3 separate regions of the Homo sapiens genome follow, and regions 1 and 2 are each linked to region 3. The links are chromatin contacts, found by Hi-C or POLR2A ChIA-PET in ENCODE. All regions are on one chromosome and are shown on one strand. The core of a region is the stretch at or near the end of the contact, and the rest is flanking DNA. Distances in the headings are between cores, read along the strand shown. Region 1 holds the start of TATDN2 (TatD DNase domain containing 2). Region 2 overlaps IRAK2 (interleukin 1 receptor associated kinase 2). Region 3 holds the start of MTMR14 (myotubularin related protein 14).

Region 1 (5,063 bases), core at 649-3,148, 600 kb after region 3:
GTAGCGTGATCTTGGTTCACTGCAAGCTCTGCCTCCCGGGTTCACACCATTCTCCTGCCTCAGCCTCCTGAGTAGCTGGGACTACAGGCATCTGCCACCAGGCCCGGCTAATTTTTGTTTTTTTTTTTGTATTTTTAGTAGAGATGGGGTTTCACCATGTTAGCCAGGATGGTCTCGATCTCCTGACCTCGTGATCCACCCACCTCGGCCTCCCAAGGTGCGGGGATTACAGGCGTGAGCCACCGCACCCGGCCCCTTACCTTGTTTTTTGATTATTGCCAATCTAACGAGTGGAAAATTATAATTTTATATGTACTTTTTAATTTAATTTAATTAATTAATTTTTTTTTTTTAGAGACGGAGTCTCTCACCCAGGCTGAAGTGCAGTGGCGCAATCTTGGCTCACTGCAAGCTCCACCTCCTGGGTTCACGCCATTCTCCTGCCTCAGCCTCCCGAGTAGCTGGGACTACAGGCGCCTGCCACCACGCCTGGCTAATTTTTGTATTTTTAGTAGAGGCGGGGTTTCACCGTATTAGCCAGGATGGTCTCGATCTCCTGACCTCGTGATCTGCCCGCCTTGGCCTCCCAAAGTGCTGGGATCACAGGCGTGAGCCACCACACCTGGCCTTACATGTACTTTTTTAATGGTTGAGGTGGAGCCATCTTTCTTATATTTAGGAGCGTTTCATGATTTGTTTTTGTTCATTGCTTCCTTTGCCTTTTTTTTTTTTTTTCCCTGAGACAGGGGTCTCACTTTGTCTCCCTGGCTGGAGTGCAGTGGCAGTAATCTTGGCTCACTGGACCCTCGACTTCCCAGGCTCAAGGGATCCTCCCACCTCAGCCTCCTGAGTAGCTGGGACTACAGGCGCCCACCACCACACCAGGCTAATTTTTGTGTTTCACTAGAGACAGGATTTCACCATGTTGCCCACGCTGGTCTCGAACTCTTTGCCTCAAGAGATCCACCCACCTCGGCCTCCCAAAGTGCTGGGATTACAGACGTGTGCCACTGGACCCAGCCTCCTTTGCCAGTCTTAATACTAAGTTATTTTATTATTTTGGGAGAATTGCTACATCGAATATCAGCCCTTTGTCATATGTTTCGAGTATTTTTCTGAATTTGTACCTTGTCTTTGATTTTTTTTCTTTTTTGAGACAGGGTCTTGCTCTGTCCTCCAGGCTGGAGTGCAGTGGCGGGATCACAGCTCACTGCAGCCTCGACCTCCCGGCCTCAAGTGATCCTCCCACCTCAGCCTGAGTAGCTGGCATCACGCCCAGCTAATTTTATTTTTTGTAGAGATGGGGGTCGCACCATGCTGGCCAGGCTGGTCTCTAACTCCCGAGCTCAAGCCATCCTCCCGCCTCGGTCTTCCAAAGTGCTGAGATTGCAGGCGTGAGACACCGTGCCCAGCCGTCTTTAATATTTTTCACCAGGCGGATAGTTCACATTTTTGTGTAGTCTTTTTTTTTTTTTTTTTGGTGCCTTCTAATTCTAATTCTTCCCATTTCTGGGTGTGTACTTAGTCTCTCTGAGCCACAGTTTTCTGCTCTATAAAGTGGGGTGATAATGCTCAGTACACGGTTTGCTTTGGCTCGATGAGAAATCCAGGTCTGAAAGCTTCAGGTACAGCGGCCGGCGCTGAGGAAAACAGCGTTAAGTGAGGCGCGTCAGCGGACACCACCTGCCTGCACATCTGGCTGGCCTCAACTTCCCGCTGTTCGAGCCCACGTGAGTGGCTCCGCCCCATCTGGCTTCTGACCAATGGACGAGCTTCCTAAGGCGTACCGTCCCGACTCCAAGGCGCCTGGCTTTGAGGCGGGCTGCGTCTTGCTCGGAGTCCCGCCCCTTGCCGGGTCGAGCAATGGGCGCCTTCCGTTTGGCGCAGGCCCCGCCCCTGTCGCTCTCCGGCCTGCGGGCCGCAGGGCTCGTTCCGGAGGGCGGGCGCCACGGAGGCCGGAGTGGTCGCAGTTCGGGCGGAGGCCGGGCCAGGCGGGGCTGTAGGGCTGGGGCAGGCGGCGGGCTGCCCGGCGGGACAGCTGCGGCAGCCGGCGGGGGGCGTCCTGAGTTGGCGGTCGAGGGCGCTGCCAGCTCCCGAGGGGCCGCTCGGGCCCCTTCCGGCCCGGGTCTGGTTGGGCCGCAGGAGCAGGGCGGGCTGCGGCGCCCGGGTCTGGCCCTGGCCTACGGGCTAAGCGCCCGGCCCCGGGGCCGCGGATCCGGCAGCCATGTGTGGATCTTGAAGCGCCATGTGGTCTTCTGAAGCGCTTGACAGTTCTAAAGGGCTTTATATTGCAAACTGATCAAAGCGCTTCGTAGCCCCGGAAGCGCTTAGGCATCTCCGAAGTAGCGCTGGGCAAAGTGAAGGCTTCCTGATCTCAGAAGCACGTTGTGGGCTTGGAAACCGACGGCAGCCTTTAGTCAATTTTGGATCGCTTTGACTTCTCCAACACGGTTTGGCATCTCTGAAACCTTGAGAACTGTGATGGGCAGTGGAAAGAAGAGGGAAAGGTCAGTGAGGCTAGCCCCTGGCTCTGCCCTTATGTCTTGCCGTCCTCCTGGGCCCGGGGTGGCGGGAATCTGAGGTGGGGTCGCCAGGAAGGGTGGTGTTGGAATCCAGGCCCCCTGTACCTTGCAGGTGCCCATGGCGTCCGAGCGGGGCAAGGTCAAGCACAACTGGAGCAGCACGTCGGAAGGGTGTCCCCGCAAGCGCAGCTGCCTCCGGGAGCCCTGTGATGTGGCCCCCTCCAGCCGGCCAGCTCAGAGGTCTGCGTCGCGTTCTGGAGGGCCCAGCAGCCCCAAGCGCCTGAAAGCCCAGAAGGAGGACGATGTGGCTTGCTCGCGGAGGTTATCCTGGGGCTCATCCCGCCGCAGAAATAACTCCTCCTCCTCCTTCTCCCCACATTTCTTGGGCCCTGGTGTGGGCGGGGCCGCCTCCAAAGGCTGCCTGATTCGGAACACTCGGGGGTTCCTGTCTTCAGGGGGATCCCCTCTGCGTCCTGCCAACGCCTCTTTGGAAGAAATGGCTTCTCTAGAGGAGGAAGCCTGCAGCCTTAAGGTAGGTGGCTGCCACGCTTTGCAATCGGTGAAGCCCCTTCCACATGGCTTGAGAGGTTGGGGATGGGAATTTTGGTGGAAGGAGACTACAAAACATTACATCCTTGAAGGTCTGGAAGGTCTTTCTAGAAGTCCACTCCCCCCAAACTCGAAGACCTAGCAGTCTTCCAGGCGCGTGGCCTGAAGTTAAGTAGAGAGGTAATTTTCAAACTCGGCAGCACTTTGGAACTACTTGGAAAGCTTTAAAATACTTGGGCCTGCCTCCTACTCCAGAGAAACTGATTTATTGGGCTGAGGTGTGGTCTGGGCTTCCAGATTTTTCAGTGCTCCCCAGGTTATTGTAAACGTGCAGCCCCGTTGGAGAATCACTGCAGTAGAAGGTGGATTATGTGCTCAAGAGAAGAATGTATTTATTTTAGTTGTCAGTTTAAAGAATTGTGTGCCCTTGTACTTTGAACCACTCTGAATCACAGAACCAAGAATTGCGGTTCTTGGTGTAGCTTTTCTCCAAAGTCATAGTTTCCAGCATGTTGGGGTTTTGCTTGGTGGTGCTAGTTTTTTTTTTTTTTCTTTTTTTTTTGGAGGTTAAATTGTTAATTCCCTAATGGAAACATGCAAGAGGGTTTCATAAGTACTTTGAGCAGACCAAGGAGTGCTTCACAGAGAAGATACATTTCGCTCATCTACTCAATCAAGGCTTTGAACAAATATGTGTTGAGGGTTTAGTTTGTGCCAGGCAATGTTCTAGGTGTTTGGGATTCTTTACTAACAAAACAGATCACTTTCCCCTTAGAGTTTGCATCCTAGATTTTGAAGGTCTGAGTCTTAAGAAGTGAGAAGTTCTGCCTGTGGAGGAGTGGAGAAACAGTCTTATTTGGGATCAGATGGGCTGCCTCTAGAGAAAATTACTTTACAAAAGCAATTAAAACAGGCCCTAAGGAATATGTGTTTGTTTTTAAGCCTAGCCTTGGTGGTTTCTTTTGTGTAGCTGAGAAAGGAGGCTGTATTTGACTGTTTGTCTTGGGGACTCATAGGCTAAGTGCCCCTGGTTTTTTCAATGTGGACCTCACTGTCTGAACTCTTGTGTGGGCACGTGGATTTTTTCTTTTTAAATTCACAAATAACAGTGAGTTGAAAAGCCCTGTCTCTAGCGTAGGAATGCTGAATTTGTCTCAAATCAGGTAAGTATGGGACTTTGCTCATACAAGTTAATCTTGCCATTAATCCTTGATACAATTTCAGTAGACTTGGGTACAGCATAAAATAATACCAGTTGATTCAATTTAGCTTCACTGACAATTTGTAGATAGAGTGAAACCTGTTACTGGGAGAGGCAGGAAATTTACTTTACATAGTCTTTCAGGTGTGCTGAATCCCTGGCTGTCCTAAAGACCTGGAACTCAGGTTTGAGGGTGTGGTCTCTAATCTGGGTGGGTCTAATTGTAGGTGGACCCACCTTTCTCTCATTAAGGCTAAAGGGGCCTTGTTTTGCAAGAACCCAATTTAATGGTTTCAGTAGAAGCACTTGAGGGTTATTGTGGGCCACGCACTGTTGGGTCTGGGAGTGATGAGCTTCTAGGGAGCAGTCTGGTGGGAGGGCTGGAGGAGTGGTCGCATGACTGCCCACAATGTGGTATGATGGAGTAGTGAGCCCAGAATGGAGGCTGGAGAGCGAGGTAGGGGGTGGATTGCAGCAAGGTTTTAGTAGCCAAGGGAATTTGGATTTTATCCTAAGGACAATGGATTTTATTCTAAGGGACAATTCCCTTAGAATTGTATTCTCTTTTTTTGAGACAGATTCTTACTGTGTCACCCAAGGTAGACTGCAGTGGCATGATCTCTGCTCACTGCAGCCTCCACCTCCTGGGTTCAAACAATTCTCCTGCCTCAGCCTCCCAAGTAGCTAGGACTACAGGTGTGCGCTACCGTGCCCAGCTGATCTTTGTATTTTTAGTGGAGATGGGGTTTCGCCTTGTTGGCCAGGCTGGTCTCTAACTCCTGACTGCAAGT
Region 2 (4,696 bases), core at 1,006-3,505, 530 kb after region 3:
AGCTGTGATTACAGGTGCCCACTACCACATCCAGCTAATTTTTTTTTTTTTTATATGAAGTCTCTCTCTGTTGCCCAGGCTGGAGTGCAGTGGTGAGATCTCGGCTCATTGCAGCCTCTGCCTCCTGGGTTCAAGTGATTCTCCTGCCTCAGCTTCCTGAGTAGCTGGGACCACAGATACCCACCACCATGCCCGGCTAATTTTTGTATTTTTAGTATAGACGGGGTTTCACTGTGTTGGCCAAGCTGGTCTCAAACTCCTGACCTCAAATGATCCACCTGCCTTGGCCTTCCAAAGTGCTGGGATTATAGGTGTGAGCCACCGTGCCCAGTCAACTTTTTGTAGTTTTAGTAGAGACAGGGTTTCACTATGTTGACCAGGCTGATCTCCAACTTCCAACCTCAGGTGATCTGCCCACCTTGGCCTCCCAAAGTGCTGGGATTACAGGTGTGAGCCACCATGCCCAGCCATTTTTCTATTCTGTATAGTGTCATGATACACTTAGATGTATAGAGCCTGTTTTGCACACATGTAAGTGTAGCCATGGGATGGCTTTCTATTATAGTATTGGAATGTCTGGGTTGAAGGTTTTTGCATTTTAAGTGTTGATTGATATTTAGTATTAACAAATTACCCTCCTCTGAGAGAACAGGATCATGTGTGATGGGGACATATTTAGCTGGTAATACCTCCCTACCCTGAAGGGTGGCTGTGAAGTCGAAGAGAATAAGTGCCTGATGTTCAGCTGGTGCTCAGCAGAAGGCAGTGGGGATGGGGGGTCTGGTTACCCCCACCCCTCCTCACATCCCCAAAGAGACCCCCTCAGCGTAGGGCAGGGAGCCAGTCTTCTGCATGTACTTAACTGAGCACCTGCCTGGTTCTGCCCTAGGTTCTGGAATACAGCACAGGCAATGTGACAGGTCCTCCGCCCTCATGAGGACACAGTCTTGTGAGGAGACAGTTAATGCATAGGAAAACTAGTACAGAAATGGGCAGGCAGGATACAGTGACCAGATAGGGGAGCCTCCTAGGACAGGGGGTCAAGGAAGGCCAGTGTGAGGATGTGAACCTAGAGGAATAGGAAGAAGACAGCCACATGACGCATTGGGTAAGAGCTCAGGAGAGAGGGGCCAGCATGTGCAAGGGCCCTGAGGAGCCAGTGGTGGGAGCCCCAGACACCTGGGGAGGAGCTGTCCTGTCTGGGGTTCCTGAGCTGGGAACCACCTGGCTGGACCATCAGACCAGATTCAGCACCTGCCTATCCCTCAGGTCTTCTGGAGTCATTGAGGGCTTCCAGGAGGGGGGACTGGGAGCAAAGGCCTGAGGGTGGGGGCCTAGAGAGTACCACCCTCTGAGATAAACCAGGAGAGCAGGGGATGCTGTGGTGGACGTGCAGGTGGAGAGATCTAGAGCTACAGCCCAGGCTGGGCTTTTGGGGGCATTGTGGGGCAGACCACACCAGTCACGGGGAGGCCAGTGGGGCAGCGAGAACATCTCCTCCCTTCAGCTGGCAAGCAACTTTCCAGGCCCTCCTGTCTGGGGTCGGGAATGGGGCGATCTGGCTACCAATGGGAGTGATGTTCCAGCACAGGACGGTGGCTGGGCCTGCTTCTGCACAGGCTGGACCCTGACTCCTCTGTGTGCCCCCAGCAGCATAGTGGTGGCTCCTCTTGAGTCATGGTCCTCCCCATCCCCTGGACTTCTGTCTCCACCCCTGCTGGCTGCCTCCCTAAGCACACCTTCCTCCTCAGAGTGGAGAGGGTCAGCTAGCTGCCCAGGCCACAGCCTCCCCATTCCTGGAACCCACCTGAAACCCCTCCCTGCCCGGTGCTCCTGAGCCGCTGCCGTTCCTCTCCTTACATTCCCCCTGCGAAAGTTGTCAGAATCAATATGGAGTGACTTTGTGTTAAAAAAAAAAATAACCCTTGGCTGGGCATGGTGGCTCACGCGTGTAATCCCATCACTTTGGGAGGCCGAGGCGGGTAGATCACCTGAGGTCAGGAGTTTGAAACCAGTCAGACCAACATGGTGAAACCCTGTTTCTACTAAAAATACAAAAAAATTAGCTGGGCTCCTGTAGTCCCAGCTACTCATGAGGCTGAGGCAGGAGAATTGCTTGAACCTGGGAGGCGGAGGTTGCAGTGAGGGGAGATTGCACACTGCACTCCAGCCTGGGTGACAGAGCGAGACTCCATTTCAAAAATAAATAACCCTGACAAATAGAACTAGGGAAGGCCATGAAGGGAGGACTGTCATGCATAAATGCCCAACAACAATAACTGTCACGGAAGACTCTACAAAAACCACAACCTTGCATAAAGACCATTGTAACCACACACAAAAAATACTTCTGCGAGGACATCTGCCCAGCAAATGCCTATCCGACCCTGGAGACTGGAATCACTCTTGTTATTCAAGGATAGTTATCTCAAAACAGTTATGTAATCCTCTTCACTTTTCCTTTGAAAAACCTCCCTGGATACACACTTAGTTTACTATGGCACGTGTACTCTCATTCCAATGCCCTATTCCTGAGTAAGCATCATTTTCTTTTTTTTCTTTTTCTTTTCTTTTTTTTTTTTTTTGAGATGGAGTCTTGCTCTGTCACCCAGGCTGGAGTGCAGTGGCGCAATCTTGGCTCACCGCAACCTCTGCCTCCCAGGTTCAAGCGATTCTCTTCCCTCAGCCTCCCAAGTAGCTGGGACTACAGGCACCTGCCACCACACCTGGCTAATTTTTGTATTTTCAGTAGAGACGGGGGTTTCACCATATTGGCCAGGCTGGTCTCGAACTCCTGACCCGAGGTGATCCACCGGCCTTGGCCTCCCAAAGTGCTGGGATTACAGGTGTGAGCCACTGTGCCCAGCTACATCATTTTCTTTTTTTCTTTTTTTTTTTTTGGGACAGAGTCTCACTCTGTCGCCCAGCCTGGAGTGCGGTGGCACGATCTCGGCTCACTGCAAGCTCCGCCTCCCAGGTTCATGCCATTCTCCTGCCTCAGCCTCCCGAGTAGGTGGGACTACAGGTGCCCGCCACCACGCCCGGCTAATTTTTTGTATTTTAGTTAGAGACGGGGTTTCACCTGTTAGCCAGGATGGTCTCGATCTCCTGACCACGTGATCCGCCCGCCTCGGCCTCCCAAAGTGCTGGGATTACAGGCGTGAGCCACTGCGCCCGGCCTTGTATTTTTAGTAGAGATGGGGTTTCGCCATGTTGGCTAGGCTAGTCTCAAACTCCTGACCTCAGGTGATCTGCCCGCCTCAGCCTCCCAAAGTGCTGGGATTACAGGCTGAGCCACTGCGCCAGGCCCTTTATTTTTTTAATTTTAATTTTTTGTTATCTCTATAGTAGTTCAAACAGATGCCCACTAATTTGTTTTTTTTTTTTTGAGACGGAGTCTCTTTCTGTCACTGAGGCTGGAGTGCAGTAGTGCGATCTCAGCTTACTGCAACCTCTGCTTCTGGAGTTCAAGTGGTTCTCCTGCCTCAGCCTCCCAAGTAGCTAGGATTATAGGTGTGCCCCGCTGCATCTGGTTAAGTTTTTGAATTTTTAATAGAGATGGGGTTTCACCATGTTGGCCAGGCTATTCTTGAACTCCTGGCCTCAAGTGATCTGCCCACCTCGGCCTTCCAAAGTGCCAGGATTACAGCCGTGAGCCACCGCGCCTGGCTGGATGCCCACCACCTCTTAAAGGGTGTTAATGATAAATTTGAAGAAAACAGTACTTGAAAGCCCCACACACCAGAAGTCCTGGACATGAAGTGGCTTCCTGAGGGACTTACCTCTCCAGGGGATGTGCCTGGATGTGACTGTGGCCTTTTGAAGGCCATGCTTGAACTCAGTGGTACGACAGGGGCCCACTGGGGGCCATATCCCTGCACAGTCTCTTGAAATGTGAACTGCAGTGGCTGCCTGGTCTGAATGGGTAGAGGGCTGGCTCTGTGGGTCTCTGTTCCTTGATATTTCCTCAGCCTTAGTTGCCAAGGCCGTAGTTATTTAATTTGTCAAACACTGAATACTCTAAGAATTAGAATGGGCCGGGCGCAGTGGCTCAAGCCTGTAATCCCAACACTTTGGGAGGCCGAGGCGGGCAGATCACAAGGTCAGGAGATCGAGACCATCCTGGCTAACACAGTGAAACCCTGCCTCTACTAAAACAAACAAACAAAAATTAGCCTGGCGTGGTTGCGGGTGCCTGTAGTCCCAGCTACTCAGGAGGCTGAGGCAGGAGAGTGGTGGGAACCCGGGAGGCGGAGCTTGCAGTGAGCCAAGATGGCACCACTGCACTCCAGCCTGGCGGCAGAGCGAGACTCCGTCTCAAAATAAATAAATAAATAAATAAATAAGAGAATTAGAATAAATCAGTACAGAAGGCTTAGAACAGAAAGCAGCTACCCATTCCTTGCCCTAGCAAATCTGCTGGCCAGAGTCAGCCCCTTTTTCCTCTTTTAGCCATCCATGTCTTGGGCTCCTCTATTAGCCTTCCAGGTTCACTACTGTAAAACAAGCGCAGACCACAGTGGCTGAGAAAAGACAGGCGTTCGTTTCCCTCTCCTGTGACTGCCAGGCTGCCCCGGGCTCAAGTGGCAGCTCCGTGGTTTTGTGGCCCAGGCTCTTTCTTCTTTACTGTTCTGCCAGTGTGGACACAAGACTTCTCACATCTGAGATGGCCCCTCTGTGCCCCTACATGCACATC
Region 3 (4,389 bases), core at 172-2,671:
TTAATTTTCTTAGGCATGTTAATAGCCTTATATTTTTTATGTATTTTTTTTTTGAAGTACAAATCTGTTGTGATAAATGCTTAAGTATTCACAGCTGAAATAATGTGATGTCTGGGATTTGCTTTAAAATAATTCCCTGGATGGGAAGGGACTGCTTAAACAGGATAGATAAGCAGATGTTGATTATTGTTCAAAACCAGTTAATGGGTACATGAGGGTTCATTATACTATTGTCTCCACTTTTGCGAATGTCTGAAATATTCTAATAATAATAATAATGAGAGGCTTCTCATCACAGAATTTCAAGGCAGTCGCTTCACCTCCCTGACTCCCAGTTTCTACCTCAATAAAATAGGGCTGATGATATAATGCACTGTACTCACAGGGATGTTGTGAGCAGCAGGGGGAGAAAGGGTTTTATGAAATGTTGTGTTTTTGTTTTTGTTTTAGAGACGGAGTCTCATTCTGTCACCCAGGCTGGAGTGCAGTGGCGCGATCTCGGCTCACTCTCCGCCTCCCGGGTTCAAGCAATTCTCCTGCCTCAGCCTCCCGAGTAGCTGGGATTACAGGCACCTGCCACCACGCGCGGCTAATTTTTGTATTTTTAGTAGAGACGGGGTTTCACTGCGTTGATCAGGCTGGTCTCGAATGCCTCACTTCATAATCCGCCTGCCTCGGCCTACCAAAGTGCTGGGATTACAGGCGTGAGACACCGCGGCCGGCTGAAATGTTTTAATATTGGTAACCACTGCCATTATGGTTTCTAGTACTAATTTGTTGCCTCCAAGCGTTCTCTCCTCCTCGCCCTGTAATTTTTTTTTTTTCTTAAGACAGAGTATTGCTCTGTCACCCAGGCTGGAGTGTAGTGGTTCGATTTCGGCTCATTGCAACCTCAGCCTCATGGGTTCAAGCGATTCTCCTGCCTCAGCCTCCCAAGTAGTTGGGATTACAGGTGGGTGTCACCATGCCCGGCTAATTTTTTTATTTTTAGTAGAGATGCGGTTTCACCATTTTGGCAGCCTGGTCTCGAACTCTTGGCCTCAAGTGATCCGCCCGCCTCGGCCCCCCAAAGTGCTGGGATGACAGGTGTGAGCCACCACGCTCGGCTTCCCTGTAATTGTTGATTCCACTTTTCCTCTGGTTCTTTTCAATGGTTCCTTCCTGCTACCCCCCTCCCCCGGCAGCCCAATGGTTGAGCCCGGCTTCCCCGGGGGAAACCCCTTGGGGCGGATCACGCGGTATCAGCCAGTGGCCTCCCTGGTGGATAGAAGGATCGCTCTGCGCCGGGGGCGGGCCAGTAATCGTAGGCGGGGCGCGGGTCCAGAGCTCCGATTGGCCAGAGTCGGAGTAAACATCCGGCGGGACGGGGCGGGGCCGGAAGTGGAAGTGGAAGTAGAAGGCGGTGGCTGAGGCGGTTCCGGAGGTTCTAGTGTCGGAGTTGGGTGCAGGCAGGTGCCATGGGCCCGCTTGAGGCACACTGAGGGGACGCGGGGCTGGGCCATGGCCGGCGCTCGGGCCGCCGCCGCCGCTGCCTCGGCGGGGTCCTCGGCCTCTTCAGGCAACCAGCCGCCTCAGGAGCTGGGGCTTGGGGAGCTGCTGGAGGAGTTCTCCCGGACTCAGTACCGGGCCAAGGATGGCAGCGGGACCGGCGGCTCTAAGGTGAGATTGGAGGTGCGATGAGCTGGGGAAGGCTCCTAACTTGGGAAGTTACAGAGGAAAGGCTGAGGCCAGGGGTCAGAAAAAGGTAGGAGTGGTACCTCGCCGCTGAGGAAGAGGAGAGAGAGAGAGGAGTTCTCCAGGGTCTGTATCCGGAGTATAAGAGTCGGTCTTGACAACCATAAAAGGAGGAACTGGGGTCAGAATGAGCCCAGCAAAGAGGTCCTTCTTGTTTGAGAAGGGGTCTGGAGGTGAGAGATCAAGCTGAGGGGCCAGGTTCAAAGATCAGAGAGGAGGACCTAAGGAAGGTCTATTCCCTGCTTCAGGTGCCGTAGGATGAGTTGTGTCAGGGAAAAAGCCCCAAGAAAAAGCTAAGAAAAATAGGGAGACGATTCCTCGGGGTCAGAGGTCAGAATGGAGCCAGGAGGTGAACCCAGTGTGCTGCCCCCTTATAAGGTCTCAGCATGACTTAGGCCCATCCCTTTCCTTCCCCTATAGAGCAGGAAGACAACCCACACTCCCTTTCAGTTCCTTTATCTAAAGCAGGTCTCCGTTCCTCTTTTTGCTCCCTTTGGGATTTCCACCCAGTCGTCTTATCGCCAGACCTGGAGGGCTTCCTGTCAGCTCAGGCCATCCCCACCCTAAGCACTGGCTGGCAGTGCGGTGGGAATCTTGCCGACCCTGCCATCTCATTCCCCCACGTGGTTTTGGCAGCTTTAGCACCAAGTTTTCCAGTGGAATTCTGTTCCATCCTGCACCACAGAACTCTGATTTGACCTCAGAGATTACCGTGAGTTGCTATTCTGTAGTTGGCATCTTGTAGTCTCTGAAGTAACCCAGGGAAGACTTCAGTAAGGATTGGACTTCCTCACTCTCCAAATGGCCAAGTAATTTTTCCAAGTATAGTCTGGGGACCACCTGTTTAATGATCATCTGGGGTACTTTTAAAATTTGTGCTTATGGGATACTTTGTGAAAACAGAGATTCCTTAGTCCCACCCAGTCCTACCAAGTCAGAATTTCTGGGGGTGGGATCCTGGAATTTGCTTTTTTTTTTTTTTTCTTTTGAGAAGGAGTCTCGCTTTGTCGCCTAGGCTGGAGTGCAGTGGCGCAATCTCAGCTTACTGCATCCTCCGCCTCCCCAGTTCAAGCAATTCTCCCTGCCTCAACTTCCCAAGTAGCTGGGATTACAGGACCCCACCACCACGCCCAGCTAATTATTGTAGTTTTTAGTAGAGATGGAGTTTCCCCAGGTTGGCCAGGCTGGTCTTGAACTCCTGAGCTCAGGTGATCCGCCTACCTCAGCCTCCCAAAGTGCTGGGATACAGGCGTGAGCCACCGCGCCTGGCTTTTTTGTTTGTTTGTTTTTGTTTTTTGTGTTGAGACAGGGTCTCGCTCTGCTGCCCAGGCTGGATTGCAGTGGTGCAACCATGACTTACTGCAGCCTCGAAATCCTGGGTTTGAGCGATCCTCCCACTTAAGCCTGCCAAGCACCTGGGACCACAGGTACACACCACCATGCCTGGCTAATTTTTCTTTATTTTCCTAGAGACATGGTCTCGCTATATTGCCCTGGCTGGTCTCAAACTCCTAAGCTCAAGCAATCCTCCCACCTCAGCCCCCCAAAATGCTGGGATTACAGGCGTGAGCCGCCACACCTGGCCAGTAAGGGTCTTTTGAGTGGCTGTAGGTCATTGGTTTTTCTGGACCCCTCTTCCAACTTACATGACCCTGAAGATTAGGGTTAGCATAAGTTACACCTCATATTGGCTGCGGCTGGCCTTAATTATCTCTCCAGGCCTTCTGATCTCCTGCAAACTTAGATGTATATATATTTATATGTATTTATAACAATTCAGGCAGAACAGGGAGTTAGATCTGTAACTGAACAATCGATTGAGATAACTCACTACCTTTGGACTAACTTCTTGCAAACTTTTTTTTTCAGAAGGAGTCTCCCTCTGTCACCCAGGCTGGAGTGCAGTGGTGCGATCTTGGCTCGCTGCAACTTCCACCTCCTGGATTCAAGCGATCCTCCTGCTTCAGCCTCCCTAGTAGCTGGGACTACAGGCATGCACCATCATGCCTGGCTAATTTTTTTTTTTTTTTTTGAGATGGCGTCTCACTCTGTCGCCCAGGCTGGAATGCAATGGCGTGATCTCGGCTCACTGCAACCTCCGCCTCCTGGGTTCAAGCGATTCTCCTGCTTCAGCCTCCCCAGTAGGTGGGAGTACAGGCGCCCGCCACCATGCCCAGCTAATTTTTATATTTTTAATAGAGATGGGGTTTCACCATGTTGGCCAGGATTATCTCAATCTCTTGAACTCGTGATCTGCCCGCCTTGGCCTCCCAAACTGCTGGGATTACAGGCATGAGCCACTGCACCCAGCCTAATTTTTGTATTTTTAGTAGAGAAAGGGTTTCACCTGTTGGCCAGGCTGGTCTCAAGCTCCTGATCAGAAGTGATCTGCCCTCCTCGGTGCCTCCCAAAGTGCTGGGATTATAGGCGTGAGCCACCATGCCTGGCCCTCTTGCAAACTTCTTGATGTTACAGTTCTTATGCCTTTTTTCTGTTGTGTTTTTCTCTGAACTGTGATCAAAATAAGTAATTTTAGGGGGAGCTGTTTCTTCTATTTCACCAGCAAGTTGTGTATAAAGAGACTTTGCAGCTTTTACTGGTTGCATGGAATAGAGCTTGTAGGTACTAGTCTATGGCTAAAGAATGGGGAAGAGG

Evidence for each region. Hi-C counts contacts between places; a loop is a spot of excess contacts on that map. ChIA-PET counts read pairs that join two places held with the same protein, here RNA polymerase II (POLR2A). Pooled maps may share reads with other maps.
Region 1: a loop to region 3 is called in a map with no recorded cell type, with 26 times the contacts of the local background. The contact joins the promoter of TATDN2 here to the promoter of MTMR14 in region 3. A Hi-C loop is called at or near these places in 4 of 37 single-sample maps with no recorded cell type and 13 of 50 pooled maps. POLR2A ChIA-PET finds 5 or more read pairs at or near these places in 3 of 52 experiments (CD4-positive, alpha-beta T cell, activated B cell and naive thymus-derived CD4-positive, alpha-beta T cell).
Region 2: a loop to region 3 is called in a pooled map, with 4 times the contacts of the local background. The contact joins the enhancer-like site here to the promoter of MTMR14 in region 3. A Hi-C loop is called at or near these places in 2 of 37 single-sample maps with no recorded cell type and 5 of 50 pooled maps. POLR2A ChIA-PET finds 5 or more read pairs at or near these places in 2 of 52 experiments (MCF 10A and activated CD4-positive, alpha-beta T cell).

The regions. Positions count from the first base shown.
Region 1 is chr3:10,246,561-10,251,623 of GRCh38, forward strand. TATDN2 (TatD DNase domain containing 2) reads left to right here and starts at 1,899. Exons shown (of 8, transcript NM_014760.4): 1 at 1,899-2,507; 2 at 2,635-3,054. The coding sequence starts at 2,641. RefSeq lists a silencer at 1,785-2,214 and an enhancer at 2,467-3,335.
Region 2 is chr3:10,179,401-10,184,096 of GRCh38, forward strand. All of the region lies in intron 2 of IRAK2 (interleukin 1 receptor associated kinase 2), which reads left to right. Among named protein-coding and RNA genes, the nearest start is that of IRAK2, 17 kb to the left of the region's middle. Within about 2 kb of position 2,256, at least 3 of the 41 ENCODE cell types and tissues checked have a DNase peak (open chromatin) inside an H3K27ac peak, as active enhancers do.
Region 3 is chr3:9,648,084-9,652,472 of GRCh38, forward strand. MTMR14 (myotubularin related protein 14) reads left to right here and starts at 1,422. Exons shown (of 19, transcript NM_001077525.3): 1 at 1,422-1,659. The coding sequence starts at 1,501. RefSeq lists enhancers at 1,017-1,246, 1,054-1,949, 1,236-1,405 and silencers at 1,277-1,386, 1,487-1,586.